Regions from separate parts of the Homo sapiens genome. Here regions 1, 2 and 4 are each linked to region 3. A link is a contact called in ENCODE Hi-C or POLR2A ChIA-PET data. All regions are on one chromosome and are shown on one strand. Each heading gives the region's core, a stretch centred on a gene start or an enhancer-like site at or near the end of the contact. The rest is flanking DNA. Distances are from core to core; before and after follow the strand shown. Region 1 has its middle 150 kb from the start of ARHGAP20. Region 2 holds the start of LOC105369488 (a long non-coding RNA gene). Region 3 has its middle 14 kb from the start of POU2AF2. Region 4 has its middle 83 kb from the start of ARHGAP20.

The links. A loop is a pair of places that touch in the nucleus more often than their neighbours do. ChIA-PET counts read pairs that join two places held with the same protein, here RNA polymerase II (POLR2A). Pooled maps may share reads with other maps.
Region 1: a map of GM12878 shows a loop between it and region 3 (4-fold over the local background). The contact joins two enhancer-like sites. A Hi-C loop is called at or near these places in 2 of 168 maps with a recorded cell type or tissue (GM12878 and IMR-90), 9 of 37 single-sample maps with no recorded cell type and 7 of 50 pooled maps.
Region 2: a loop to region 3 is called in a map of prostate gland, with 2.8 times the contacts of the local background. The contact joins two enhancer-like sites. A Hi-C loop is called at or near these places in 2 of 168 maps with a recorded cell type or tissue (IMR-90 and prostate gland), 5 of 37 single-sample maps with no recorded cell type and 13 of 50 pooled maps. POLR2A ChIA-PET finds 5 or more read pairs at or near these places in 2 of 52 experiments (Panc1 and activated T-cell).
Region 4: a loop to region 3 is called in a map with no recorded cell type, with 8 times the contacts of the local background. The contact joins two enhancer-like sites. A Hi-C loop is called at or near these places in 3 of 37 single-sample maps with no recorded cell type and 3 of 50 pooled maps. POLR2A ChIA-PET finds 5 or more read pairs at or near these places in 2 of 52 experiments (IMR-90 and MCF 10A).

The regions. Positions count from the first base shown.
Region 1 is chr11:110,855,746-110,862,903 of GRCh38, forward strand. No RefSeq gene overlaps it. Among named protein-coding and RNA genes, the nearest start is that of ARHGAP20, 150 kb to the left of the region's middle. Within about 2 kb of position 2,851, at least 5 of the 41 ENCODE cell types and tissues checked have a DNase peak (open chromatin) inside an H3K27ac peak, as active enhancers do.
Region 2 is chr11:110,916,725-110,924,069 of GRCh38, forward strand. It overlaps LOC105369488 (a long non-coding RNA gene), which reads right to left and starts at 7,210. Exons shown (of 2, transcript XR_948008.3): 1 at 6,907-7,210; 2 at 5,283-5,473. Within about 2 kb of position 2,772, at least 2 of the 41 ENCODE cell types and tissues checked have a DNase peak (open chromatin) inside an H3K27ac peak, as active enhancers do.
Region 3 is chr11:111,228,289-111,234,748 of GRCh38, forward strand. No RefSeq gene overlaps it. Among named protein-coding and RNA genes, the nearest start is that of POU2AF2, 14 kb to the right of the region's middle. Within about 2 kb of position 2,248, at least 7 of the 41 ENCODE cell types and tissues checked have a DNase peak (open chromatin) inside an H3K27ac peak, as active enhancers do.
Region 4 is chr11:110,792,197-110,798,994 of GRCh38, forward strand. No RefSeq gene overlaps it. Among named protein-coding and RNA genes, the nearest start is that of ARHGAP20, 83 kb to the left of the region's middle. Within about 2 kb of position 5,380, at least 2 of the 41 ENCODE cell types and tissues checked have a DNase peak (open chromatin) inside an H3K27ac peak, as active enhancers do.

The DNA.
Region 1 (7,158 bases), core at 1,601-4,100, 370 kb before region 3:
AACCAAAGCTTCCAAACTGAAAATTTGTTAATATAAATATCTGAAGATTACATCTATAATTCATTAAATGAATTAATAAGAATATAAATTAACATTTATTTTGGATTTCATTGTTTATAATTTTAGTTTATATTTGTTATTTAGTAATTAATTCTCGTGAAAATTTGGTACTGCACAGATCAAAACCTACATTTTTTGCCATTAAATATACACTTTTAATATACTTTTGTCAACTCTATCAGTTAAAAAGTGGGGCTTTTAACCCTACCATTAACATTTTTATTACAAAAATGTATTTATATTTATCTATTTCCCTACAATGAGAATGAAAGAATTCTGAAGCATAGACACAGAATAAATAATGCCTCCTTGCTGTTAAAAATTTAATTGGAAAAAGCATGTCTATTTTATAAACATTGTTAATTTTATCCTATACTTTCTGACTGGCACAGGACAGATATTAAAAATATTATACTTTATAATCTGAAATCTGCAAAACCTACATTTTAATGCCAATAAACCTGAGACTCACACTAGGAAGACATCTGCCTAAGTTCACACAGCTCGTAGGTGATAGAGCTGGGATTTACTTTCTGATGTGTTTGCTTTTAAAGCCAGGACTCTTTCAACTACACCATAATTTTCTAAAATGGTTTTCTTCGAACCTCACATGAGGAGATAGCAATAAGCATGTCTATAAAAGACTGTGCTATGGTTAAGTTACCTTTGAAAACTTGATACTACATTTTTCTCTTAAAAATTTACAATGCACATAAGCATACTAAAGGCTCTGAGAAGTCCTGCAAAAAAAGAAACCTGTTTCATTCTGTGCAATCGAGCAGTTTCCAAACTTTCTTGAGCACAGGGCACTTTTTCCTTAGCACATCCGTCAACACCCAGAGGAGAACAGTGTGTGGAACATAAGTGTAGGAGACACTGTACTCAGCTAGGCTGTTCCCCAACCATCCTTGAATGCCCCTAGGGCCAGCCCTTTCTTCTTCACTTAGTTTCTAAGTACCTTTTAAAGGGGACATATATAATCCTATTTTCTCTCCCTCCAGTAATTCCTTATTCATCACTCCAGGCATCTCTCTTAGTAATGCTTTAAACTGACTGCCTAAAAGAGATCATTTCTTCTCCCTTTCTGCATATTTTGAAACAAGTAACAAAATAAGGCATGGATTAATATAAGCTTAGCTGGTTTATTCAGATCCTCAGAGAGTCAAACACCATATTTCCATCTGAAAACTTCTACTTAGTGCAGCAGAACTCTCTGCTTGAGCACACATTTTCATGAGACCCCACATGGTGACAAAGCCAAATGAATTGGTCAATTCCTTTAGAAAGTATTTGGTATCATGTACATATGGTCTACATCTAAAATGATGTCACTCTTGGGTAAATGGCCCCATGAATGTGAATTAGTAATTCCCAAGATTGTGAATAATAACTTTTTTATGAAAGACTATTGTCCACTAAATACCTAGCACTTAAAACTAAAAAACTTGTTTACAATCAATCTAAATATTTGAAGATATCTTAAGTTCTAACCGGAATGCTCACTTTCCTTCCAAATGCCTAGCACTGTACAGATGTAGCCAAGAATTTTGAATCATTGACTAATTCCTTCCTTTCATTTCTTTAACTTCTCCAGTTTATATTGTACTAATCTGGGTGCTTTATATTATGTAGACAATCTTATTGTTAGTTGGCTCCATGCCAAAGACATTTAGTTATAAATGTTAATTATCTTTTTTGGTAGATGAGTAAAATGGAAACTAGGTAAAACCAAGAAAGAATAGCCATCCGTGCTCCTCCTGAAAGAATTTTGAAGTTAAAATCCACTAAAGCATGCAAAGTTCTGTTTTTACTCCTTGATCTTTTCACTCTTAGCCACATACATCTAAAGTTATATTTCTCAAGGGACCCTAAAACAAGATTCAAAAGTGAAAATGTGGAACCATGGTTTGGAGTATGCAGCATAGAAAAATCACCTGAAACTAAACTAAAATGAGCAATTTAAAAACATAAAGGGGCGAAATGACCTGACAAAGAAAGATATCAAATAATTCTGAGCCAGAGTCCCAGGTAAAAATGTCGAAAACTTGCAGCTAAGAATAAAATTAGGAATTAGAGAAAATGTTGCTCTATTGGGCTGGATTTCCTCCAGGTCAACAATCACTGAGTCATTAAGAAAACTGAGAGTCCAAGAGTTCCTGATTCCCTGTGACAGGCCTCCATTCCCCAGATGAAGTTAGTGTGCTGGCTTAGCCACCTCTGCAGGGTGTGGACACCAGCATGAAGAGCAGAAGTCAAGTCTCGCTTTATCTGGCTGTGTTCCTGGTCAGTTTGCATTCTCAACCTCAGAGTGAGGGGGTATGATTTAAATGTGAATGTTTCTTAAAGTTCAGTTAATCCAGAGTGCTTGCAAAAGACCAAATGCTGCAGACCAATGATGGTTTTTTTTATACCAAGAACAAAATTAAATGTTGTCTATCAGCTGGACTAGGGAAAACATGATCCAAGCCACATAATATGCTAGTAGCATAACTACATGCTATGATAATCACCATGATCATCTCACCATCAGGGTTGTAATGATTCCAGAGTAATGATGAGGTTGGATCGTGCTAGCCATACCCTTTCAGCTGACCAGGCTGATCATCCTTGTGATTAAGGACATTGTTGAGTTTGCTTTCATCAGATAGACCCACATTTGCCCTCTCTTTGGAGACAGCGGCATCTGTGAGTACAATTTTTCTTTTATATGGGAGTTCTGCTGACTTTTCGATGAGCAACTTGCCGAAGTCTGCTGTCATAGAATCCCAGAGCCAGCAAGGTCCCTGGGGAGTCATGGAGGCTGCATGTCCATGCTGCACACAAACAGGGTCAGGACGGTCACATCTGGCCATTGTAGCTCATTTATACAGCTGGGATCCAGAAACATCAGTTTCGCTGTGCATGCTGTGCTAACACCCCACAGAGCCCTGGCCTCAAGGAGATGTGAAGAGCTCCATCCACAGCACTGGGTCCTACACACCCAGGTTACTCATGGGTAACCCGGTGGCACGGCATGTTATGATTTGAGAAGAACCAGAATTTGTGTTCTCAGAATTTCCCCATCTGCTGGCACCATGCCTGAATTTCCAACTATTAGATTCACTCCTGTGGGTTAAGAGGATGATTTCTGCTTTTTTTTTTCTCCTTTAGCACAAAAAACCCATTTAACATCAAACCACTTTACAAATCTTCCACATGATAGTTATAATTTTAGTTTCTGATGACTCAAAAAGAAGTAAACAACTACTAAAAATTTTTGTTGTGCTTTTATATGGATTTATATCTAATAAATTATAATAACATCTTCATATGTTAGAAAAATAGTCACCCATGTATTTATGAGCTATATTATTTACTAAGTCTAGAAACAGTGCTTGGTAAACACATGGCTTCATGGATCTCTAGTTCTGCATTCTTTCTCCCCACTCTCCCACCACACGCACCCCATGCTTTATCACCAAGATTTATGATCCACCGATTGGGGCCACTAAGTTAAGCAGCATTTTATAAGCTTGTGTTCTCTGGGACACTGTTCCACAGGGTACAAAATAAGTGTTCAAAAAAAAGTTTGGAAACAGCTGGGTTATTCAAAGTCAAATAGTTCTCTTTCTTGCAGGACTTCTCAGAGCCTCTAATTGCTGACACGCATTTTACATCACTAAGAAGTTATGGATTTCAGCATTCACTAAACCTCTTGAACCATGGAGGCCTTTCCTAGGCATACCTATTGACATATCTGGCGACAACATGCCAAAGAGCAATGCTTTAGGAAACACTGTCTCCAGAAGATTTCTGTTGAATATAAACATACAACCTGGGTATTTATGGCCTCCAATAAAAGAAGTTGTTGAATTGCCAAGAGGAAGGTCTTAAACGAATAGCTTCTTGGGTGTCTCTCCTCTAAGGAGCCTGACACACATAAACAGTACAGCTTATTGTCTCAAGTGACATTTATGGTGATAATTATTATCTCATTAATTGTTCCCCCTCCCTCATTAAAGACAAAACAAAACAAAACCCAGAGGCTAAGAGAGTAAACGGCTTAGAGTCAGTTAGAAAATCAGGCCACACAATGAATGGAAGCATTTTGGTACCACTAAGATAAATGTTCTCTAGATGTTATATAAGAAGACAGCTGTAAATGACGAGTTAATGGGTGCAGCACACCAACATGGCACATGTATACATATGTAACAAACCTGCACGTTGTGCACATGTACCCTAGAACTTAAAGCATAATAATAAAAATAAATAAATAAATAAAAAGAAGACAGCATGTAAAATTCCTGTCTAGACTGGATTCAGGTTTTGCTTGTTTGTTCTGTACCTCATTCAAGGTACATTGCAGTGACAGAGTGGAGACGCCTTTGCCGGCCTTTGCTCCTTTATAGCAAATGCGTCATGGGCAGATGTGGGCTGGCTAGAGACTGCCTTCTGATGACTTCACCAAGTGTCTCCAAGCCTGAACTCCCTCCGATTGTCCACATTCTTTCACCTCAGACATATGCTCAGTTCCCAATTTCACTTGTTAGAGCTTCACCCTCTTTACACTCGAGATTTGGATTCCTGTTGAAATTCTGACCTCCTTGGAGCAGATAGAAATTTAAATTCATATTCTTTAACAATCTTAGCATGACACCAAAAACAGGACATTAGAGGAATATGTAGCAAAGCAAGGAGCATTCGGGTACTGGAGCCACCTAATAGGGTGTCTGTCTCTTCATAGAGACCCAAGGAACCTTCAGGGGGTCTTGTTTTGTCCAAGTTGAGTGGCAAGCTTAAACAGCCAAGTCAGTGAAGGTAAAACAAAGGGCAGACCATCTGTGCTTGCAGACACAGCTAAACTAATGTGAGGGAGAAAATACGGGCAATTACTTAGACATTTTGGAGCCTCAAGCAATTCTTCCTCAATCAAGTGAATATATCAGGTTGTAGAGATTTTTGGACTTGAGGTTACTAGGAGAATTGCTTCAATTTGTCATTCTTTGTTCATGTGTAGACGGTGCTAATGATAACATGTTTGCCACTCACTTATCTCAGTGGAGACATAATTTTGTTTTATAGACTTTTCACACGACATCATGTTGATCAGTTAATAATTTATCAAGAACCTCTAGCCAAATATTAAAACAAATGTGCACCATAACATATCACTATATCTTTTCTTTGAACCATTCAGAGACACAGGCAGCAAGTCAAATTGCAAAACATCTGTGCTTCTTCATGGTCTTAATATAATGTGATTTTAACTTTCCATGCAATTAGAATGAAAACCATTCCAATTCAAAGGCATGAACCAATATGGTGCACCTATTAAGGTTTTAAAACATTCATTCTGTCAAATAGGGAAAAAAATTGGTTCCCTTTGAGATTTTCTCCATTAAACTAGTTTCCTAATTACTACATGCTATTTAAATAGCTTTGACTGCACTTTTTATCTCAAATGATACAGTTTAATTAGCCTGTAAAAACTTGTATGCCTCTAGTGAGAAAAAAATCTCACAACAAATCTAATCTATATCAGAGGACATAGATATTTATTAAAATATTTTTGGTAGCTACCATCATTCTTCTTTTCCCTCCTTATCACCCCAAACTCAATTCCATTCTGTTCTCTAAATACAAAGTATTATAATTAATAGTAATAGCAGTGTCAACTATAATTTATTAAGCATCTACTTGGTACCAGGCAGGTTATATGTATTATTTTACTTAATTTTTAATTGTAGTCTAAGATTATAAATATTATCCACATTTTATATATTAGAAAATGATATTGAATAGTAATTAGAAAGCTTTTTTCATTTGCTTAGTGTCCAAAGTGAGATTTAAACCCAGGTTTTCATCACCAAAGTTTGTGCTCTTAATCACAGGGCCTGTCCTAATCTTTGTTGGCCCTTCAAATATAATTTATACAATGTAATTATCTATTTATTTAGTTAATTAAACTGCTAATATAAGGTTAGAGAAAAATTTTTCTTTCTTTGTATTTTTTCAAATACACCCAAAACTAGAGAGAATAGTGTAATTAATCTCCATATATACCCAATTGTATATAATCTCCAACCTATCCCACTTGTTTAATTTTTCTCTGCATATCTTTTTCAGGAGTATTTAGGGCAAATTTAAGCCATCAGGTCATGCTATCCATGAATATGTCAGGATATATCTCTATCTGGAGACTTTTCCGACATAGCCACCACGTCATTATCACACTCAACAAAGTTATCATCTAACATCTAGTCTGCAGGGGTTAAGGTCCTGGTAGGAAACAGATGACATATTCAAAAGAGGTAATTGAAGATTTTTTAATAAAGGGACTATTTACAAAGGTGTGGCCAGGATAAAATGAAATCAACCAGAGATGGTGCAGTACCTGAAAGCTCATAATTATGAAAAGCTGTTACCACCCATGGAAGAAGCAAAGGGAAGACGCATGCTGGGACTTGGAGTCATTAGCCTGATAAGAGGAAAGGAGCTGGGAGAATAAACAATTTCATCATTCTCCTTTCACCCTCAGAGCTCCTGTTCCTCCCTCCAAATCTGAATCTAAAGGACAAGGAATGCCAGGTAATTTAGCTCAGGAGTTGCAAACTTTTTCTGTAAAGGGCCAGACCATTCATATTTTTAGTTTTGGGGCTGTATACAGTCTCTGTCCCATTTTCTTCTTCTTTTTTCTAATAACTTTTTAAAAATGTAAAAATCATTTTTAGCTCACAGGCTGTATGTAAACTGGCCACTGGGCAGATTTGGCCCACAGGCCATTATTGGCCAATCCTTTTTAGTTTGTAAAGACCAGCCTCCTGGGGCACAGAGAGAGTCAAGTAGGGTTTCAAGTGGTTCTGGAAGAGCAAGTGGAAAATACCCAGGCAGTCACAGACAAAGACAGCTCGTTCAAATGACGATCCCAGTGAGATCCACACATCACACTTAGTAGCTATGTCTATTTATTCTATAAACCTTCTCCCATCCTTTTGGATTAATGCTATTGATTTGTTGGAGAGACAAAGTCTTTTGTCCTGGAGAAAAAGATTTAGCTAACTGCTTCCTTGTTGTACCCTTCAAGGTGTTTCCCTACCTTTTCTGTAAACTGACACA
Region 2 (7,345 bases), core at 1,522-4,021, 310 kb before region 3:
TTATAGTGAGAATTTCTTACAATCTTGGCATTTTTTTTTCTCTTAAGGCCTATACTGTCACAATCAAGACTTGTCTCTGCAAATGTGAAGATCAATCTAGATGTAAGACTAGCATGTATCTGGGGCAAATTGATAACAATTTTTCCATGGCCAAGGAATATACAAATACTTGAGTATAAAACCACAAGTTACCCACTGGTACAGGGCTTATGCTCAGAGAATCAATGATAATAATTCCTACACACCATCTAACTCCTTACTTTCTGCATACATCCTTCTTTGTTTCTTCATTTCAGAATGTCCAGGTCTCAACTTCAAGCAAAAGAAGCCAAAAGTAAACAGTCAACAATGGGTCCAAATCAGTGGCAAATACTCTAGAAATCAAGACAGAAACCCTCTCTCCTCCACCTCTTCCCAGAGTGCCAGAACGGGGCCAGACTTGCAAGTCCTAGGAGGAGGAGCCCTTCCTTTCAGGATATTTGCCAAGCATTCTTGTCTCTCTGAATTGTAACTGGTATCGTTTTGGGCACAGGAAGGACATAGAAGGGTTAAGTAATGTGCCAGATGTAACAGAATAGGGAAAAAATAAGTTATCTTTCTGGAATTTGATCTGCAGTAAAAGCCAGTCTGGTGGAGGCTGTGCCTGTCCTTTTTTCTTTCAGTAGTAGGGTTTTTAACCCAATTATCCAGACTTTTTTTTCAGCTCTTTGTTTTATTTTACTTGTACAATTAGTCTTCAAGTTGATTTGAAAACAACAACAAAAAACAAAATGTAACTTTGAAAGATGTGGAAAGTTAATATTCTCCTGCGAGGCTTTAAAGGACCACCAAAGTTAGCACATACTTAGCATTTGAATATAGGCCCTGCACTCACTGCCTCCAGTAATAATTTGCTTCAGATAACTTTGCTATTGGAGTGTGTTTTGGGATAGGTGCTCCGACACCTCTTAAGGCAAATTCCAAACTCTTCTGGAAAGTATTTTTGTAAAAGAGAAACAGTCATAAGGAAGGATTACCAAGGGGAATTTTGGAAACCAGCCACACAATTAGACAACTTTTCTTCTCCAAGGACCTGTAACTTCTGCTCAGTTTTAGTATTTATATGGACATAGCCCTTGCACTCTGACATTTTTAGAAGAAATTACACTGTGCCAGAGATCTGGGATCAGTGACAACCACAATGGTCTCCTTGGAAAGCAAAAATGCTCCCAGGAAAAGTCAAGTCACTTACCCGTTAATCAAACTGCCAGTCACTTCTCACAAGTAAGACTGCTAAATGGATAGGAAAATACCACCTTTGTTCTAAATTTAGGAGATGAAGGAGGACAAGGGAGAGGAGAAGGAAAGATGATAAAGAGGGAGGAGGTGGAGAGGAGAGGAGAGAAGAGAAGGATTATGACAAAGAAAACTCCAGCTAGGTAAAGGGAGACAGAGCTGAAAGGAAAGAAGTATCAATGTAGAATGGACAGTCAAAGGAATCGGACAGTAGAGTATCTGGTAGGTAACAGTAGGGAGAGACAATGGCTATTTTAAGTCACATCTCAAGCTGAGTTGAGTTCAAATTCTGATTCCACTTCTTTCCAGCTGAGTGATCCTGGGCTTGTTCTTTAAGCTTTCTGAACTTCAGTTTCCTCATGTGTAAAATGAGTTTTACTATCTTCACCTTGCCATGCTGTTAGCAGGATCAAAATTATGTGTATAAATCCTTGCTCATTACAGTTCCTATACCATGGTATCTTGGCTGAGAACAAACCCTTTGTCTTTCTTAAGACTGATTAGCCTGGAATGTTCTAAGCTAACCTGCTGTGTTCTTGGGTAATTTAGTTGTCTTGATGGAAGCCAGAGGATAAGACCACACCCCTGAGAGTGGAGGTGGAGCTTCTCTGAGGGAAATGGAAATCACAGCTGACATCTACCCTTGGTGAAGGCTAGGTCAATCCTGGGACAGGAAATCAAGACTGTGGAGGTGGGCAAGGATTGCAGGGAGTACGTCTTCCTCTGTGGAGGTGGAGGTTGGTCTTAAGCCTTTCTTTAGGAGACACACTGTTGGGTATTTTCCCTGGAGAGAAGAAAGACGATTCCTTCAAGATGGTGGCCAGCTGAGAGAAAGTCAGGAAGAGCTTGCTCAGGACCTGCTGGGCCCAGCAGCTCTGAACATCACACAACAGTAAGTCTGTTTTGTGCTTTCCTTCTGCCATCCCTGACTTTCAGTGAAGGTTTTCAAAGAATTGCAGCCTACTCTCCACCATCCTTGTGGGTAAATGAGCCTAAGGGAAGGATCAAGGGGAACAGGTGAAGGTAACTGAGGCCAGAGAGAAGCTGGTCTCCAGAGGCAGGAGGGGCGTGCATAGATGTCCGTGGGAAGCAGAGGGCAGCATTCCAGGGCCTGAGCAGTTGATGACAACTGGGTGGACTGAAGGGGACATGTTCACCTGCTCCAGGGAGCCCAAAAGATAGGGAGGACATTCTGATAAACACTGGGCTTTATGTAATCAAGTGGGTGGAAGCAAGTATAAGCTCCTTTTAATTGATACATTTCCCAAGTATTAACTCTAGTCTAGAAGCAAGATAGTAGTTAATTATCTTCCAGCAAAAGATTTTTTTAAAAGTACTCTACCATTACTGGCTTTGGACGTGAGAAACTTCCTGCCGTGTTGGTCAGCTTCACATAAAACCCATGAGAAAAGCACCTGATCAATCCCTACTTGTTCTGCAAAGTGGCCAGCCACAGAAAACCCTCTGCTCCTGACACTGAACAATGTTTCCTTGTTTGAAATGTCCCCTAACTGCTTGCTTGCTCCTTTGCAGCAGACCAAGAATTGCTAAAAATACCCCAAGATCAATGAGTCTCCCCTGCTTCTCCATCCCACCTTAGCAGAAAGCCGGACAATCAGATTCTTGTCCCAGCATTTCTCCTTACTGTCTAAAACTTCCTCTTCTCTACACCCTCAAAGCCCTGCTGAAATGAAAGTGATAGCAGATGGATTCCCTTGCTGCAAGTTTATGAATAAACAGCCTATGTTAATTTTGTCCTGAAACCAGTTTGTCTTTGCAAATGGGAAGTCAGTCACAGAAATACGGCATTTGCCAAATGAGAAATTTGGAGTAGAGCCCCTAGAGAAGCAAAGGGCTTCTGTTTCTTGTAGTTTTCTGGAATTTAAAGGAGTTTCATGCCCTTTACCCCTCCTCCCTACTCAAAGCCTTTATAGGTGAATCATGGGGCCTCATCATAGGTAAACAGGCAAGAGGTTCTCTTGATGGTGTGAATAGTTGGAGAGGTATCAAAGTGTTAAGAGAGAGAGGATGTCACTGCTCCTCATGGGACCAGCTAATGCAAACTTCACGGTTTAATATATTATAATGGGACCATAGCTAATGCAAACTTCAGGGTTTAATATAATTTTGAAAAATAAACTATATGCACTGGATTGACATATCAAACCAAATTAATAAGTGTTAAACATCTCCCATGTTCAGGGCTAATATATAGATAATACTATGTAATGGGAACTTAAATTAATTAAAGCAACTCTGGCCTCCCTAGAAGTTGTTATCAAAAAATCCACATTCTAATAGTGGGAATTCCATGGAACCTAGTGAACAACACATCAGAATAGGCTATGGGATTCTAAGATGCTCTTTCAGCTTTGCTGGAGGGCTTCATCTAAGGTGACTGGGCACCTTTATTTAAGGAGTTTTAAGTTCATTTTCTCCAAATGAGCACTGGTTAGCTTTATGACACACCAGCTGGGATCTCATATACTATTCTTTCTGCAACTAAACTGTCCCCAGGTACCAGGAAAGTATAGTACAAATGAATTTTTATTGACACTAATACCCAGATCCTGGTGACTTTCAGTCCACATTGCCCCATGAAGGACTTCCACGTCTGCCCTCCCCTAGTCTTCCCCAATTATTCCCCAGTTCTCACTGGTACCATCCAGATGCTTTCACTGGTGGCCTTCATGAGGAGGCAAATCTCTTGAAGACTGCCTCCTTTGCTCTCACTGCCCTGGGCTGTCAGAGCAGCAAAGCTGCCCTCAGGTTAATGACCCTGAGAGTCTAGGGGCCAGGGAGGAGAACTGGCTTCTCAAGTCTGGAGGGCTCACCTCAGCCTGAGACCACCCCGCCTTAGTCCAGACACAGACTTTCAGGATGAGCAAATCCTTCTGGCCTCTCTCCTATGGGCCTCAAAACCAATCCCTCCGGACCCTGAGGTCTAAGGGCGCAGGGATCACGTCACAACCAAACCACCCATTTCTTACTGCTTTTTCTCCTTCACTCTTCCTCTCTTGCATAAAATCCCTTCCCCTTTCTTCAGCAAAAGCCACAAAGACCCAGGCTTATCTAAACTGCAGAGAGGTCACCAACTAGATTTTTCTTAAACAGCTACATTGAATCCCAGCTTGACCTAGCTGGCGGCACCCAAAGACAATTTGAACTGAGCCTCTGAACTTTAGTGTGGAGGTATGGTCTAAATCACCTGTTTCACTCTGATCAGCCTATAGATCTTGGACTGGTGTGAGAGCCACCAATGGATCTGTGAGGGCTACATGTGGATTGGTGAGGGCTTCCAACTGGCTGCCTGAAGTTCTGGGGTGTCGGGAGGGCCAGGGGTAATAGGACACCTCCTTCTTTAGGACTGAGGACCTCTAACCTCCTGACCCCTGTCCAGAAAGAATTTCCTATTTCTAATACTTGTAGGCAGCCTCTTTCTATTTCAGCTCACCATAGCTCAATCTGCCTCTCAAGCAGCTCATGCCTTACTCTGCTTTAGGATTTGTGTGAACAGCCTCTACATATACACTACTTGATTATATAGTTCACAGTGCAAGAATCCATTCACTAGGCTGAAGCTCTGCTTATGGCCATTGTTGAGCAGCAGTTGTTCATTTCACTTAAGTTCTGTTCAATTTGGTTGTGCCCATTTGTGGCCAGCTCTTCTGGAATGTGACAGGAGAAACTGAGCTCATGCTGTAGCGCAACATTCACCCCTCCCTCCCCACGGCCCCCCAGCACCCTGGCCGTGTCCTGGCAGTCGACTCCCATATAAACTCACCCCCACCCCTGGGCCAGCTCTCTCAATTCTTTTGGATACAGAGGAGTGCTCATTCTCCTGCTCAGCTGTGGTCTTGGAAATGCCTTGTGCCTCCTCCCACTATAGCTCCTGGCTGCCCTCCCTAGGCCTGGTGCCTAAGGCCCCTCCTTCCTCCTAACCAGGAGCTCCCACCTGGCCCTCTGACAGGAAGGTGAGAAATGCCCAAGTAAATCAACAGAGACTCTCAAATTGGCAAACAGCTTTATTTTCTTTTTAGAATTCCAATACCTAGTTTGGTGAGACAGGAGGTTTCATGAGCTGCCTGTGGGAGGGTAAGTTGTTTCATCACTTCTGGAAGGCAATTTGGCTAAGTGTCAAGCACTGCTAAAATATTCACATCCCTTAATCCAGCAATTTTTCTTTAGAGCAAGTTTCCTGCAATTCACAGGGGAAAACAGAAAGAAATTTTAAAAGGCACTCAACCTCACTAGGAATAAAGAAAATGCAAATCAAAACACCAAGATTTTTTTTTAAGCACTGGATTGGGAGAAATGTAAAAGGTTGATAAGGTGGTTAAGGGTGTGGGGATATGGGCATTTTAACACACTGCTTCTCTGAATATGAACTGGCCCAGCATTTCAGGAAAATCACTTGGTATAATATATTAAAATTAAAAATGTACATCCCCTTTGGACAAATAATCCCAATTCTCCGGACTACCTTAAAGAATTAAAAAACATCAGCACATAAAGGTACATGTGGATGTTTAATGCAACATTATTAGAAACTTAGAAACTCCCCAAACTTATAAACATGTATTTCTATTTATGGGATACAACTTAACAAATTATGGTACATTCATATTATGGACTATTATACAGTTATTTAAAAAGAATTAGTGCTATATCTTTTGCCCTGGAGCATTGCTTGATATATATTCAGTGAAAATAATTTCAGAGAAACTAGTATTGTTAAGACTACATTTTTACTAAAAATAAAAACCATTCAATGTTTCACTTATTTTTTAAACAAATGTTTATTAAGGCCTAGCTAGCTCTGTGCCAGGCACTAGAGATTAAGTAGTAAAGAACACAGGATTCTCATTTTCCTATGTACTATTTAAGCAAAGAAAATGCATAGAAAGAAAATATACCTCAAGAAATTATAGAAGGAAAGGAAGGAAAAAGTCTCACTTTTCTTTTACATTCCTGCATGGCTTGAATTGTTTACGTGAACCTGTATGACTTTTGTTGTTAAATTTTAAAATTCACACACAGGCAGAAAAAAAAAATCTGTATCCTAATGAAATCATCAGAGAGGTACCTGGGACTTATGTACAAGGAGACACTGTCAGATAGTGGTTATGAGCGTGGCTTTGGAGTTAGAGCCTAGTGTGGTTGCTTCTCTGCCACGGACTCAGCTGTGTGATCCTGAGTAAGTTGTTTGACTTTTCTGTGTCTCAGTTTCCTTCTCAATAGAAGGAAAATCACAATAATGCTCAGCTTGAAGTATGATGAGTGTGAGGATTAAATGAGATGATGGTGTCAGCATAGCATTTACTATAATGTCTGGCATATAGTAAATGCTTAATAAATGGTAGCTAAAAAGGTATGAGGATGTTTATCTTAGTATTATTTAAAATGGCAACAAACAAATGTCTTATAACTGCTATATAAATAATGAACATTATCTGTGTGGAGTACCTATGAAGACAATAAAATCACATTTTTAAAGAATTTTTAATGAAATGAGAAAACCAATTATAATTTTGTAGTGAACAAAACATATATATATTACTTCTATATATTAATATATATAAAACATATATTACCTAATATATATAAAACATATATATATATATTACTTACTGTAATTCCCATTTCCATAAAACATATTTTTGTGTATATGTATAGGAAGAAGCCTTGGCAAGAAATGTCCAGGATATTAACAAGTTTTCTGAAGCTTTTATAATTTCCCCTTGTCTATTTTCCAAATGACAAGGAGTAAAACCTTTTAAAGAGAAAAGAGCCTCTGTGCTTGCCTCCAAGCTCAGAAGATGGGAAAGGGCAGGTTTTCCAGCTTCCATTTTCCTTCACCTGGTTGAGGAGGAAAATCCCAGGTGACACAGGAATTGTGGCACTGTTAAATTGGGAAGGAAGGCAGACTGCGTCTAAAGACAGAGGTCAGCCTAAGCCAGAAGAGGAGGGAAACTCAGAAGGGCTTACGTGAGCAAGTAGAGATTCTGATTTAGCAATCAGAACCTCTGAACTGGAAGGGAATTTGGAAATTATCGAATTCCTTGCTTCT
Region 3 (6,460 bases), core at 998-3,497:
TAATTTACAAAGAAATTTATTTCTTACAGTTCTGGAGGCTGGGAAGTCCAAAATCAAGGCACCAGCATTTGGTGTCTGGTGAGGGACTTCTTACTCCATCTTCACATGGCAGAAGGGGCAGTGTGTCCTCATATGGCATAAGGCAGAAGGGCAAAAAGAGCTGAGTTAGTTCCCTTGAACCCTTTCACGAGGGCCCTAATCTCATTTCCGAGAGTGGAGCCCTCGTGGCCTAATCACCTCTGAGAGGCCCCACCTCTTGATACTATCACATTGGGTCTTAGGTTCCATCATAATGAATTTTGGGGGAACACACAGATTCAAACCATAGCACCCCCTTCCTAGTTTTCTTATGTAGACTTGCGAGAGGGATACAAGTGGCTAATGGTAGAAGGAGCTACTCGTTACCTCCTAACCAGTCTGGGTGGGGGTGGCTTCCAGGGACCTCCAGGGCTTGGTGGGTCTCCTTACAATGGAAGATAGTTCACACCTCTTGTTTCCAGCTATGGCCCTAGTGCCCATTTAGGGATATCAGGAGAAGGACCACTCAACATCCTTCAGCAGCCTTCAACAAAAAATGGGCAAGCTTTAATAAAAGAAAAAAAAAAACAAAATATTTTCACCACAGAATCCAAGGCACAAATCTGTTTGTCAGGGATGAGTGAGACTATGTATATCTTTTGTGTGTAGACACAGAAATCCTCTCCTGACCAAAAGGTTCAGCTCCTGCGTGAGCCGGTCAGGAAGAAAGGGCTAGTTCTCCAGCTGAGGAAATCAAACAGCTGTTTAGCGGCAGGGAACGGCTCCCAAGGCTTCAAGACCCTGACACCTGAGGGGGATCATCTCAAAAATCCTCAGCTCGTGGAAGATTTTATTTTCCCCATTATCCAGTCCTCACTTACCCCCAACAGTCAGTCAAGAAGCCACTAACTGGAGGACAAATTGGAAGGACATAAAGCACAAACAGTTCAGAGAAGTCGGAGAGGCCAAGAGTTGTTATCAATAGAGTAGAGGTTATTCTCTTAGTGATTTTCAGAGTAAGCCCCTAAGAAGATGGGAATTTCATTTTAAACTTAATAAAGAATAGAGGACTACTGTATCCAGGGGGCTGACTGTGTTCTCTCCCTTCACAGCTCCGTGCATCCAATAGTTGGCCAGTGAACCAATGACTTTGCAGTCCCTACTGTTTGCAATGTGGAGACAGACAGGAGAGCCGGTTCCCACCCCTAGACTGCTGGGAGGGAAGACACGCACTCCAGTAACAATGCCCAGCAGATACAAAGCATATTGGCACAGTACCTGGCTATAAGAATCACTGAATAAATGATTTTATACCAAACTGATTTCAAAGGTTTTATATCAGAGTACCCAGAAATGTAAACCAGAACAAAAGTGCCAAGTTAGATGCACAATGGTTACAAGGGAAGGGAGTGCCGAGAGCAAGCTGATTGTGGGCAGGATGTGGGGGGCGGGGCAGCCAACTTTGAGTTGGAACGCTGGAGTTACAGTGTAGGGGTTCTGCCTCCCACAGAAAAAAATTCAAGGCCAGGGGAGCAGATTACCAATCTTGTGTCAGCTTTGTGGTCAGAAGGAGAAGTAGCGTTCTCTCAGTCCTGGAAGGAGGAGGCATACCAAGAATCCTTCTTAGAAGACTAGAAAAGATGTGGGCTCGTATTTTATCGTGAGGGCCAGGAAGATGGCAAATGGAGCCTACCAAGGACCAAAGTTTGCTTGGTTTCATCTAGTGTCTAACTGGATCAAATAAATCTAGTGCTAATAAATAACAGCTACATCATTACAATGGAACAATCCTGAGACAGGCCAATGTCTTTCTCCCCATTTCTCAGATGAGGAAACTGAGGCACAGAGAAGCTATGTGACTCGCCCATGTTTACATCATTTGTAAGTGGAGCCGGGATTCAAACCTGGCCCTATAGATTCAGAGCCTGTGCCCTTAACCACATGGCTTTCCCACCTGTGGTAAACTAGAGAGTTCTGCATGCCCAGACCACTCAGAGAAAGAGGCACCTCCTCTATGTGCCATGCTATGTAGTGATCCACAGCAAAGCGTAGGGGAAAGAATTGGAGGGATAGGCAGGGAAGGTCGGGAAATGGATTCCTTCTCTGCAACCAGTCATGGAAGGAGCATTTCAGGTTGATGTCCGCGATTTTCAGGAAGAAAAGAGTACCTTCCTTCCAGGTCACTGCAGTTCCCAAAAAAATCCTCGCTCTTGCCCAGCTGCCGGGGCAAGCCCTTTTGGCGAGCTGCGGATAGGGTTGAGGCACCACCTAGTGGCTTAAACTGAAAATACTCCCAAATGAATGTCCCTGGTGAAAGGAGGCAAGAGGGGAAATCGTGATCGCCCAAGGCAGGAAAAGGGAATCGAAAGCAAAAACTACTCATGCTCAAAGCCTCCTTTCTGCATTCCCCTCTAGCCTACAGCTACGCATCATTAAAAGATGTCCTTTTTATGCCAGCCTGGTCAAGAACTATTATGTTGTTGTTCGGGTTTTTTTGTTTTTGTTTGTTTGTTTTGTTTTGAGACGGAGTTTCGCTCTTGTTGCCAAGGCTGGAGTGCAATGGCCCGATCTGGGCTCACTGCAACCTCCGCCTCCCGGGTTCAAGCGATTCTCCTGCCTCAGCTTCCCGAGTAGCTGGGACTATAGGCTCGTGCCACCACATCTGACCAATGTTTGTATTTTTAGTAGAGACGGGGTTTCGCCATGTTGGCCAGGGGTCTCGAACTCCCGACCTCAGGTGATCCGCCCACCTCAGCCTTTCAAAGTGCTGAGATTACAGGCGTCAGCCACCGCGCCCGGCCAGGGTCAAGAACTTTTATGTGAGGGAGGTTAGTAGGTCAGGTCAATGGATTTCAACACCCCCAAAAGAACTGTAGTCTAGATTAGGCATGTGAATAAGGAGAGTTAGGGAAAGGAGGGCAGATAGGAGATTCAGTCTGAGGGGAGAGGTTTAAATACAGCTTCTAGAACTCTGAGCAATGTTCATACATTGGTGTCAGGTGCAGATGAGGCTGTCAACTGGTGAAGTCAATTCAGGATGGTTGATAAGAAGGGTTTGTGCCAGGGTCCAACCTCAGGAAACTAGGCAGCTGATTGGGCTCCCTCACTCCACCTCTAGAAACCTGGGGAGATGGGGAAATTTCAAGCATTCAAAGGATCAGACAGGAGAGGTGGAAAACAGACAAAATCAGATTCAGGAAGTGGCCAAGTTTAGTGTCAATTTATGCCAGGTTGAATGATGGTCAGTCTGTACAGATTTGGTCCCAAGTCTGTTCAGGTTAGCAGCGTGCAAGGTGTGATGGAACCCTTGACCCTGCAGGCATTGATATTCTGTTATGTTTTCTAAGAATGATACTCTAGATGTTTCTCTCTGCCCCTGGGCTTTGTTACATCTGCTCTCCAGGCACCCCAGCCCCAGCAACCCCTCAGTATTCAGACCAAGGCAGAGGATGGCATTTCTTCTATTTGACCATCAAGGACTTGCCCTTCGGGCATATCAGGACTGACACTGCAACTCACTCCTTCACCTTTCCTTTAGCCTCTGTAACTCAGCTCCCTAAAGTTTCAGGCTCCCCTGCCCCGTTCTCTCTTTTCTATTTTGACTCACCTTTATTTTCACTTTTTAATGTTGACTCTATCCTTGAGTGAAGTGTGACTTCACCTTTTGTTCTAAGCTGAGCTCAGGGCTCAGTCTCACTAGCGGTCAGATGGTTTTGCTGGTCAGAGTCGTGTCAGGAGCCTCTCCACTTGATCTCAGATTCCTGCCACAGCTGCCAGACTGCTGTTTCTCCTTATTGCAAAAGCTCAGGCCATTGAAGAGCTCCCTAAACTTATGTAGGCTAAAGGGATCTCCCTTGGGTCTTTATTTATTTATCATACAGAACTGATCATCCCCAGGGATCAATGAATGAATGAGCCTTCCTATGTCTATATTAGTGATGTATTTATGTCATAACATACTTAACATAGTCGTGTTTCCAATTGTATATGCCTGAAAGGCTAAACTGCTGTAACAGGCCCTGAGTTACAGTGTCTTCAAAATAAAGTTTATTTATCTCTCATGTTACAGTTCAGAAAAATATCAAGCTATTTTTCTGGACTCAGTCATTCAGTGACTCTTCCATTTTATTTCCTCACCACCTTTCAGAGAATTTCCCTATGTTCAGTAAATATTTGAGCACTTACTATTTAAAAGGTTCTGGGTCACATTTTACAGGAGATAGGTAGTTCAGCCTTCTCAGAACTCAAGATCTAATGGGAACACAAAGCAAGTAAAGGAATAAGTACAGTTGAGAGAAGAAAAACAAATACAATAGAGAGATCTGCAGGGATCAAATGAGGAAGGAATCACCTTCAGTTCAGGGACAACAGGAAAGTCTTCACAGAGGACATGTGTATAAGATAAGATTTGAAGGATAAATAAAATTTTAGTAAACAACAGAAGAAAATGTTACCAGTGGAGAAAACAGTATGAACCAAAGTTTGAGGATTAAAATATATATAGAAATGCTCCTAAATGTCCATCAATGATAAATTGGATAAAGAAAATGTGGTACATTGGTTTCACCGTGTTGGCCAGGATGGTCTCGATCTCTTGGCCTCACGGTCCGCCCACCTTGGCCTTCCAAGGTGCTGGGATTGCAGGCATGAGCCACTGTGCCTGGCCTTCATTTTTTCTTTGAGTCAGGATCTCACTCTATCACCTAGTCTGGTGTGCAGTGGTGCAATCATGGTTCACTGCAGCAAACTCCTAGGCTCAGGGAATCCTCCTGCCTCAGCCTCCCAAGTAGCTGGGACTACAGGCACATGCCACCATATCTGGCTAATTGGTTTTTATTTTTTGTAGAAATGGGGTCTCACTATGTTGCCTAGGCTGATCTCAAACTCATGGCCTTAAACAATGCTCCTGCCTCTGCCTCTTGAGTTTCTTGGATTACAGGCGTGAGCCACTGCACACAGATATGGTTGTTATCTTTATTATACTGATGCTTTCATGGGTATATGTCAAAACTTAGCAAATTGTACACTTTAAGTGTGCAATTAATTGTATGTCAACTATACCTCAATGAAGGTATTCAAAAAACTGCACACACAAAAAAAGAAAGTGTGGTACATATACACCATGGAATACTATGCAGCCATAAAAAGGAACAAGATCATGTCCTTTGCAGGAACATGGATGGAGCTGGAAGCCATTATCTTCAACAAACTAAAGCAGGAACAGAAAACCAAACACCACATGTTCTCACTTATAAGTGGGAGCAGAATGATGAGAACGCATGGACACATGGTGGGAACAACACACACTGGGGCCTGTCGGAGGGAGTGGGAGGAGGGAGAGCATCATAAATAATAGCTAATGGATGCTGGGCTTGATACCTAGGTGATGGGATGAGCTGTGCAGCAAACCACCATGGCACACGTTTACCTGTCTAACAAACCTGCACACCCTGCATGTGTACCCCTGAATTTAAAATAAAAGTTGGAAATCTAATAAATAAATAATAATTTTACCAAAAAAATTTAGGAAGAAATGAGGATAACAGAATAAGGCATAAGGAGAATACAGTTTTGAGAGAAGTTAGAGCCTCATTGTGGAGGACTTGGATGACAGGTGAGGAACCAGTTCTTCACTGGTGGGCCAGGGGCAGTCATCTGAGATTTGTAGTTGGGGAGGAAATGATCAGAGCTCTAACATTAATTGAGATGGACTAAAATGGAGATGCTGAGCACGGGAAAACTAACAGAAAACTACCGTAAGTCAAGGAGGACACAGCACAGACTGGATTCAGGTCGTAGGTTCAGAGAAGGGGCCTGAAGAGAAACCCACGATGAAGGCAAGACCGACAGCTGTGGAATGCTGGAAATGAAAGGGGGAAATAAAGCATAACTCAGAGTTTTCAAGGTTTATACACTCAAAAAATGGTGATGCTACTAACTGAGATATGGAAGTCAGAGCATGATCTGAGGTTGGGTGAGGGTAGGAGGGTGAAGAGTTCAGTTCCAAACATTAAGTTTAAATTCCTAGCAGACTCAGACACAGCTTTCTAGAAGCAGCTCAAAATGTATATCTGAAGCTGAGAAGGTAAAGTTGTTTCTTGTATAAGATATGGATTTAAAAGTAGTCTGTAGGGAAAGAGACATGAAGAGGAAAGAGGTCGCCAAGAAAGAGAACATAGAGCAAGGGGCTGGCGGAACATTAGAAAACTCACACGCCTTAATTGTAGGGGAAGAAGCTTCAGGGAAAGAAGAAGGAAGAAGACATATCTGAAAAGCTAAAAAACCAGGAGTGTGCAGTGTCCTGGGAGATAAAAAGAATTCTCAACAAGGTCCAACTATATCAGAAACAAAGAGAACTGATGAGGCAGATGGAGGAAAAAATATTGAATTTGATAAGTAGTTTGTAAGTTACAACTTTTAGGATGGTAGTTTGGTACGCTGA
Region 4 (6,798 bases), core at 4,130-6,629, 430 kb before region 3:
CAGAGTAGTGCAATGGAAAAAACACCCCTGGATTTGTGCTGCTCAAAATTAATAGCTTTGGCCTCCACTTTATCATCTGTAAAATGGATTAATAAGAGAATATTGTCCCACTCCTAGTGGTGTAAGAATTAAGTATAATAATGTGGGTGAAAGCCCTGTGTAAACTGTACAGCGGGATGCAGATGCTGATGTTATGAGATCAGGATCAAGAGACCGAAGCTCAAAGCAAATGTGTGTATTTGTATTCTGAGAACCAGACCCTGGGGAAAAGCATGAAGTGAGCCTTTTACCACTGACTTCTTCCTGTCGCCCGTGCCTTTTTTTGTTGTTGTTTGTTTGTTTTTTTGTTTTGTTTTGTTTCCGAGACAGAATCTTGGTCTGTCGCCCAGCCCAGAGTGCATGGCGCGATCTCGGCTCACTGCAACCACCACCTCCCAGGTTTAAGCAATTCTGCCTCAGCCTCAGAGTAGCTGGGATTACCGACGCACGCCGCTACGTCCAGCTAATTTTTGTGGGGTTTTTTGTTTGTTTGTTTGTTTTAGTAGAGACGGGGATTTCACCATGTTAGCCAGGCTGGTCTCAAGCTCCTGACCTCGTGATCCGCCCACCTTGGCCTCCCAAAGTGCTGGGATTACAGGCGTGAGCCACCGCGCCCAGCCGCCCGTGCCTTTTATGAGGTCTTCCTTCTTTCTCCCTCATCTCATCTTTCTCATGTGTTCCTGGCACTTCCGTTTAGCCACTTACTGAAGGTCTTCTTCAGCACAGACTTGGCAGTTTTGTTTCCCTGGAACCGAAGTCCCCCCTGCCCTACGCATCTATCCTGTGTTCCCTTTCCCCCACAGTTTTGGCCCTGGCCTCTCCTTCCTAAAGCAATATCAAGGACAGCAGAGGGGGAGCCCAAAGCGTTATTTGGCTTCATGTTCACTCAGAGCCGCAAGTACTGAGTTTTGATACAATCTCTGGTTGAGTTTTGCATGGTCACAGAGATCCACTGATAAGACTGAGGAAGAAAAGGTCCACCTTTTCTTTAAAAAGCTAAACTAAAGCTTTAACTTTTTTACAAGTTGCACACAGGTGTTTTGACATTTTTACATATGCCAGGAACCATTTGGAAAAAGCACAGGCCTCTCTCACTCTTTGACAAGGTCTGGGTGATAGAGTTACTATGAGATCATTGTTAATAGATGCTCATGGAGTAGTGTCTATGGTTTTAATTCCGTGTTTCATAGTCACAGTGAGAATTTCAATAGATCAGTTAGGAGAAGAAACAGTGGATTCCTTAAGAAAAAAAGAGGTGTTTAAAAACTTTTTTTAAAAAATGAAGTATGAATAGCCATGTATGGATTGGAGCTGGAACGGAAAGCCAGCTCTAGGGGCCTTCTGCCTTCTTGACTCTCTCTTTTGGCCCCATATAGTTTCTCTCTTACTGTCTCAGCTTCTCTCCACATTCTTTTCCATTCGCTTCTCCGTATTTCCTGAGCCAAATTCCAGAGGAACTTAGCTTGGCTAGCTTAGCTCATTCTACTGCCATTGTTGGGTGAGACCCTTTGAATAAAGCCACCCACTGGTTTCCGGTCCACCTACTCTTGATTCAACCAGCAACCAGTGCTTTGTGGTGAACAACCTGGCCCTGCCTCCGTGGGAAGAGCTGAGAGTCTGCAGGTTTCCAGTAGAACAGAAATATGAGTAACAGATCCAGGACACCAAAGTGTCAGGTCCCATTGAGCATGAAGGAGAGAAATTGCTTTGAGCAGATCAATGTCTCAGCTTGAAAGGCCCCCGCAAGACACAACTGCACAGCCCCATTTCCTCCCACCTCTACCATGAAAGATTGTTCCTGCAGATTAGACATAAGTCTGTCTCTCAAATATGTATTCCATTTCCCAAAGACTCCAAAAAGTGGGCAAATCATTCTGGTCTTGGGGCTGAAGTGGGAAGGCTCTTTTTTCTTTTTCTTTTCTTTTTTTTTTTTTTTGAGACAGGGTGTCTCTCTGTTGCCCAGGCTGGAGTACAGTGGTGCTATCTTGGCTCACTGCAGCCTCTATCCCCTGGGCTCTAGTGATCCTCCCACCTCAGGCTCCCAAGTAGCTGGGACTACAGGTGCACCACCACAGCTGGCTAATTGTTAAAATCTTTTTTGGTAGAGGTGGGGTTTCTCCATGTTGCCCAGGCTGGTCTTGAACTCTTGAGCTCAAGCGATCTGCCCGCCCTACCCTCCCAAAGTGCTGGGGTAACAGGCCTAAGTTACTGTGCCCGGCCGGAAGGCTCTTTCATAAAAATAAAGCAGCTCAAAGGAATTCACTTAAGATTGTTAGAATTTGGATCCAATATTGAATTTTTTTTCCATCTCAAATCCTAGATCCTATTCTTCCGCTTGCCAGTTGTGGAACATTGAAAAAGTTATTTAAGTCTCAGTGGTTTCATCTGTGTAATGGCCGTAATGCTAGTATCCACTTCTACATTTTTGTGAGGATAAAATGAGAGAGCACATGGAAATGCCAAGCTTAGTTCCTGGCACATAGCAAGTATTCAATAGATTTCACCTGTTTTTATTGCTTCTGCTTGATTGCCTCATTTATTATCTCTCCAAATATGTCATTTAATCAACATTTTTTGAAGGCTTACTCTGAGAGATATTTCACTGAAGCACTTAAGGCACCCCAAAATTACTTAAAATACCCAAAATGAAAGTGATTTAAAAATTTTAACAACCATCTTAACAACCATTAGCATTTACACTAATGTTTTCAGCAAAGTCTTTCTCTACAAATGCAGAATCTTATTATATAATATGAGTAAATTCTGGTATGCTCTAAGCTACAAACTAAATAATCTTTTTAAGTTTATAATTGTGAATCTATGTAACTGAGATGGAATTTTATTCAAAAAGTAATTTTTAAATAATGATAAAAGTTCATAGCATTGAAATAGATTGAGAAATTGTGCTGAAAGAGACAATGTCAAACTTTAGAAAGCACACACAGCTTAAAAGTTATGAATCTGTGTAATTTTTGCATGACATTTCTTCTCAAAATAAATATAACACTTTTTTTCTCTTGAATGAAAAATTCTGTGCTAACTCATATCCTCCCAAACATTTCTTGCCCACAATAACTTATCAGTGTGTGTACAGGATGGAGGAAAAAAATGCTAAGGAAGTAGTTTTCAGTTTCAAGTTTCCAAAGGGTTATTATAAACAACCATCAGTGTGTTTGAACAATGGGGCTTTTTAGTTAATTTAATTTTTTGCTTACCTTTGGATTGGCCTAAATACTTTTTCATTTTAATCCATGCTAAAATGCACTGGAGTATGGTTAACATAAATGAATCTTAGATAGTTTGGGGCGCTGGGTCATGAGCAAGAATGCTAATTCTCACATAGGCATTCAAAAAACTTTTGTTGACTGAATGTGCTAAACTGTACATGTACATGGTCCATGGGCAGAGGATGTGTTAACTGAAGGACATCTCTAGAACAAGGCTTTCAAACATATTTTAGAGAAACCCACATTAAAAAAAATTTTTTTCTATCACAACCCATTACCAATAAATATACGTGTGTGTGTGTATTCACATAAAGAGTTGAGACAAAAATTTTGCAAAAATATAACTACCAGCTACAAAGTATTCTGATAATTATCTTTTTAAAATTGTCTTTCATTTTTCAAAAGGGATGCTATTTGTGACTTACTGAATTGGTTTTATGATCTACCAGTGGATTATGACCTGTAGTTTGAAAAACATTTTTAAAAGCATATTTCTTACATTAGCATGCGTTGTTATTTTGCATAATTTACCTAAGCATTGAACCCTGAGAAAAAAGCTTTTGTGGTTATTTTCTTTTGTAGATTTTTCCAACTTTGGAAAATTGGAACTAAATTTCTTGGTTAATACTGATTTTTAAATTTAGATTAACTTAAATTAGCTTTTGGTTACTGTACTTCAAAAACAATCTATTCCAAAGACCTGAATTTAAAGAAATTGCTTAAATTTGTTTTACCAAAGTATCCAAACATGAAATAATAGGTTTACACCTATCTGAAACATGAAATAATTCAATGATTAATGAAAGCCTTTAAAAAATAGGAAATTATTAATTAGGGATTACAGTAAAAATAATGACCTTAAAGTGTCTGACATGCCGGGCGTGGTGGCTCACTCCTGTAATCCCAGCACTTTGGAAGGCTGAGGTGTGAGGATCCCTTGAGCCCAGAAATTCGAGACCAGCCATGAGCAACATGTTAAGACCCTGTCTCTACAAAAAAGTACAAAAATTAGCTGGGCGTGGTGGCGCACACCTTGGAGGCTGAGGTGGGAGGATCACTGGATCCCAGGATGCAGAGATTGCAGTGAGCCAAGATCATGCCGCTGCACCTGGGTGACAGAGCAAGACCCAGTTTCAGAAAGAAAAGAAAAGACAAGAAGATTAAAAACTAATCTGAGCCAGGTGAGTGGTGTGCACTCGTAGTCTCAGCTATTCAGAAGGCTGAAGTAGGAAGATCGCTTGGGTCCACGAGTTCAAGACCAACCTGGGCAATGTATCGAGACACTACCTTAAAACAAAACAAAACAAAGCAAAACAGCAATCAAAAAAACCCAATATGAGAAAAAAGTACCTCATCAAGCTACTGAATAACTTGAGCACACTCTAGCATCTGTTCTGTTGCTTATTTGTTTTTGCTTTTACTGGCATCAGGAATTATTTCTATAGTTCCTCTGGTATGTTCCCCTGACATGGGATATGCCAGGCACATGTTCTTAAAAACAATTTCTTAACATAAAGAAATTTCGCATTTCAAATCCTTAAGAGTTGGAGAACTTAAAATCTCATACTGGAATGAAAATTGCTTCTTCTGCTTTCAAAGGCCTTTTGATTAAGGGCTTACTTACTACCCTGTCTCTACTAAAAATACAAAAAGTTAGCTGGGCATGGTGGTGCACGCAGGTGGTCCCAGCTACTCGGGAGGCTGAGACAGGAGAATCGCTTGAACCCAGAGGCCAATATAGTGGGGGTGGGGGACAGAGATGGCTCTTAAAGGCAATGATTTGGCCAGTTGTCAGGTTCAGGAGAGTTCTATTAAGGAGACAAGCTCCCAGGTGTTTATTGGGTGCCTATGGAGTTTTAGCCAGTCTTCTGCTTCTAAAACTATTAAATATTAAGCTACCTTGGGATGCATTGCAGAACCTCATTTTATTTTTCCCCTGTGGCTTCCATGTGGCCCTTTATATGGCCTAAGTGGGGCAGTTATGAACCACATCCCCTCTCACCAGGCACAGTGTGTTCCTGGTGCCGGAGAGGTGGTGGGGCAGGTCTGAAGTCTCATGGGAAGCAAATACTCAGTCCACATTGATTCCCAGGCCTGACTCAAAAGGGCTGTGTGATTTGAGGAATTACCCTCATTGTGCTTCCCCATTCTCAGAGAGTAAAACCACAGGGCAGTTCTGGCTGACGGGTTTGCACCTATCTGGTGTCTGCTCCACTGTTTCTGTCATGTTGAGTCACAGGGCATTCATTAGTGACTGCCTTGTGCAGTGCAATGATGTAGTGAGGAGTCCGTAGCCCTGGGCCTGAGTGGGTTGATCCTGGTGGGAATTTCAGTTGTGGAGCACTGGCTCTGTGAGGCTGGACACATTACTTTAGTCTTCCAAGCACCTTAAGTTTCTTCATCTAGAAAATGGAAACAATAGTATCTACCAAGTAAGCTTGTTGAGAAGATTAAATAAAAACTAACAAGTGGCTGGGTGCAGTGGCTCACGCCTGTAATCCCAGCACTTTGGGAGACTGAGGTGGGCGGATCACTTGAAGTCAGGAGTTCGAGACCAGCCTGGCCAACATGGTGAAACCCTGTTCTATTAAAAATACAAAAAATCAGCTGGGCGTGGTGGTGCACGCCGGTGGTCCCAGCTACTTGGGAGGCTGAGACAGGAGAAACGCTTGAACCCGGAGGTGAAGGTCGCAGCGAACCGAGATCGTGCCACTGCACTCTAGCCTGGGTGTCAGAGACTGTGTTTCAAGAACAACAACAACAGCAACGACAACAAAAGCTAACACGTATCAAAGGCTTGTGTGCCAAGTACTGTTCTAAGCACTTTTTAGCTTTACATGTGTTAACTCCATGAATATTTACAGCAACTCTATGAGGTAGTTGCTGTCATCATTTCCATCTTACAGAGGAGGAAACCAAGGTTGATTTGCATAAGATCACACAAGTAGGAGGTGGCAGAGCAAGGATTAGAATCCAGGCAGCCTGACGCCAGAACCTATGCTCTTAATGCAAAATATTCATGTAGGAATTTAGGAACATAAAACTGTTTTAAAATGGTTCTACTGCATCCAAAATTCATTCAATGAATATTCCACAAATGTTCCTCAGTGCCAACTGGGTGAGAAGCCCTGTGCCAGGTGCTGTGGGGAAGCAAAATTAAGTAAGACATCGTTGTTACATATAACAGAGAAGAAAGATTCAGTGGCACCCCTACAAGGGGAAGTAGTACAGGGTGATTGCTGCAGGAATTTGGGAGTGGGGGTTGGGCAGAGATTGGGAGTTCTGGTGTTGCCTCTGATTGGCTGAGGGTGGATAAAACGAGGGGAGAGGTCAAAGATATTGCTGAGACGTCAAGAAGGGTGGAAATCTGTCTGAAAACCAAAAGGATGAGAACTCAAAAAAAATGGTGATCCCATGAACAGCATGGAGGGATCCAGAGGCACTGGAGTGGCCAGGAGAGGAAATGCCAAGGTCACCTGAGGACCTCGTAGGACTCTGTGAGGTCCAGTGGGGTGGCAGGTGGTCCTGGTCA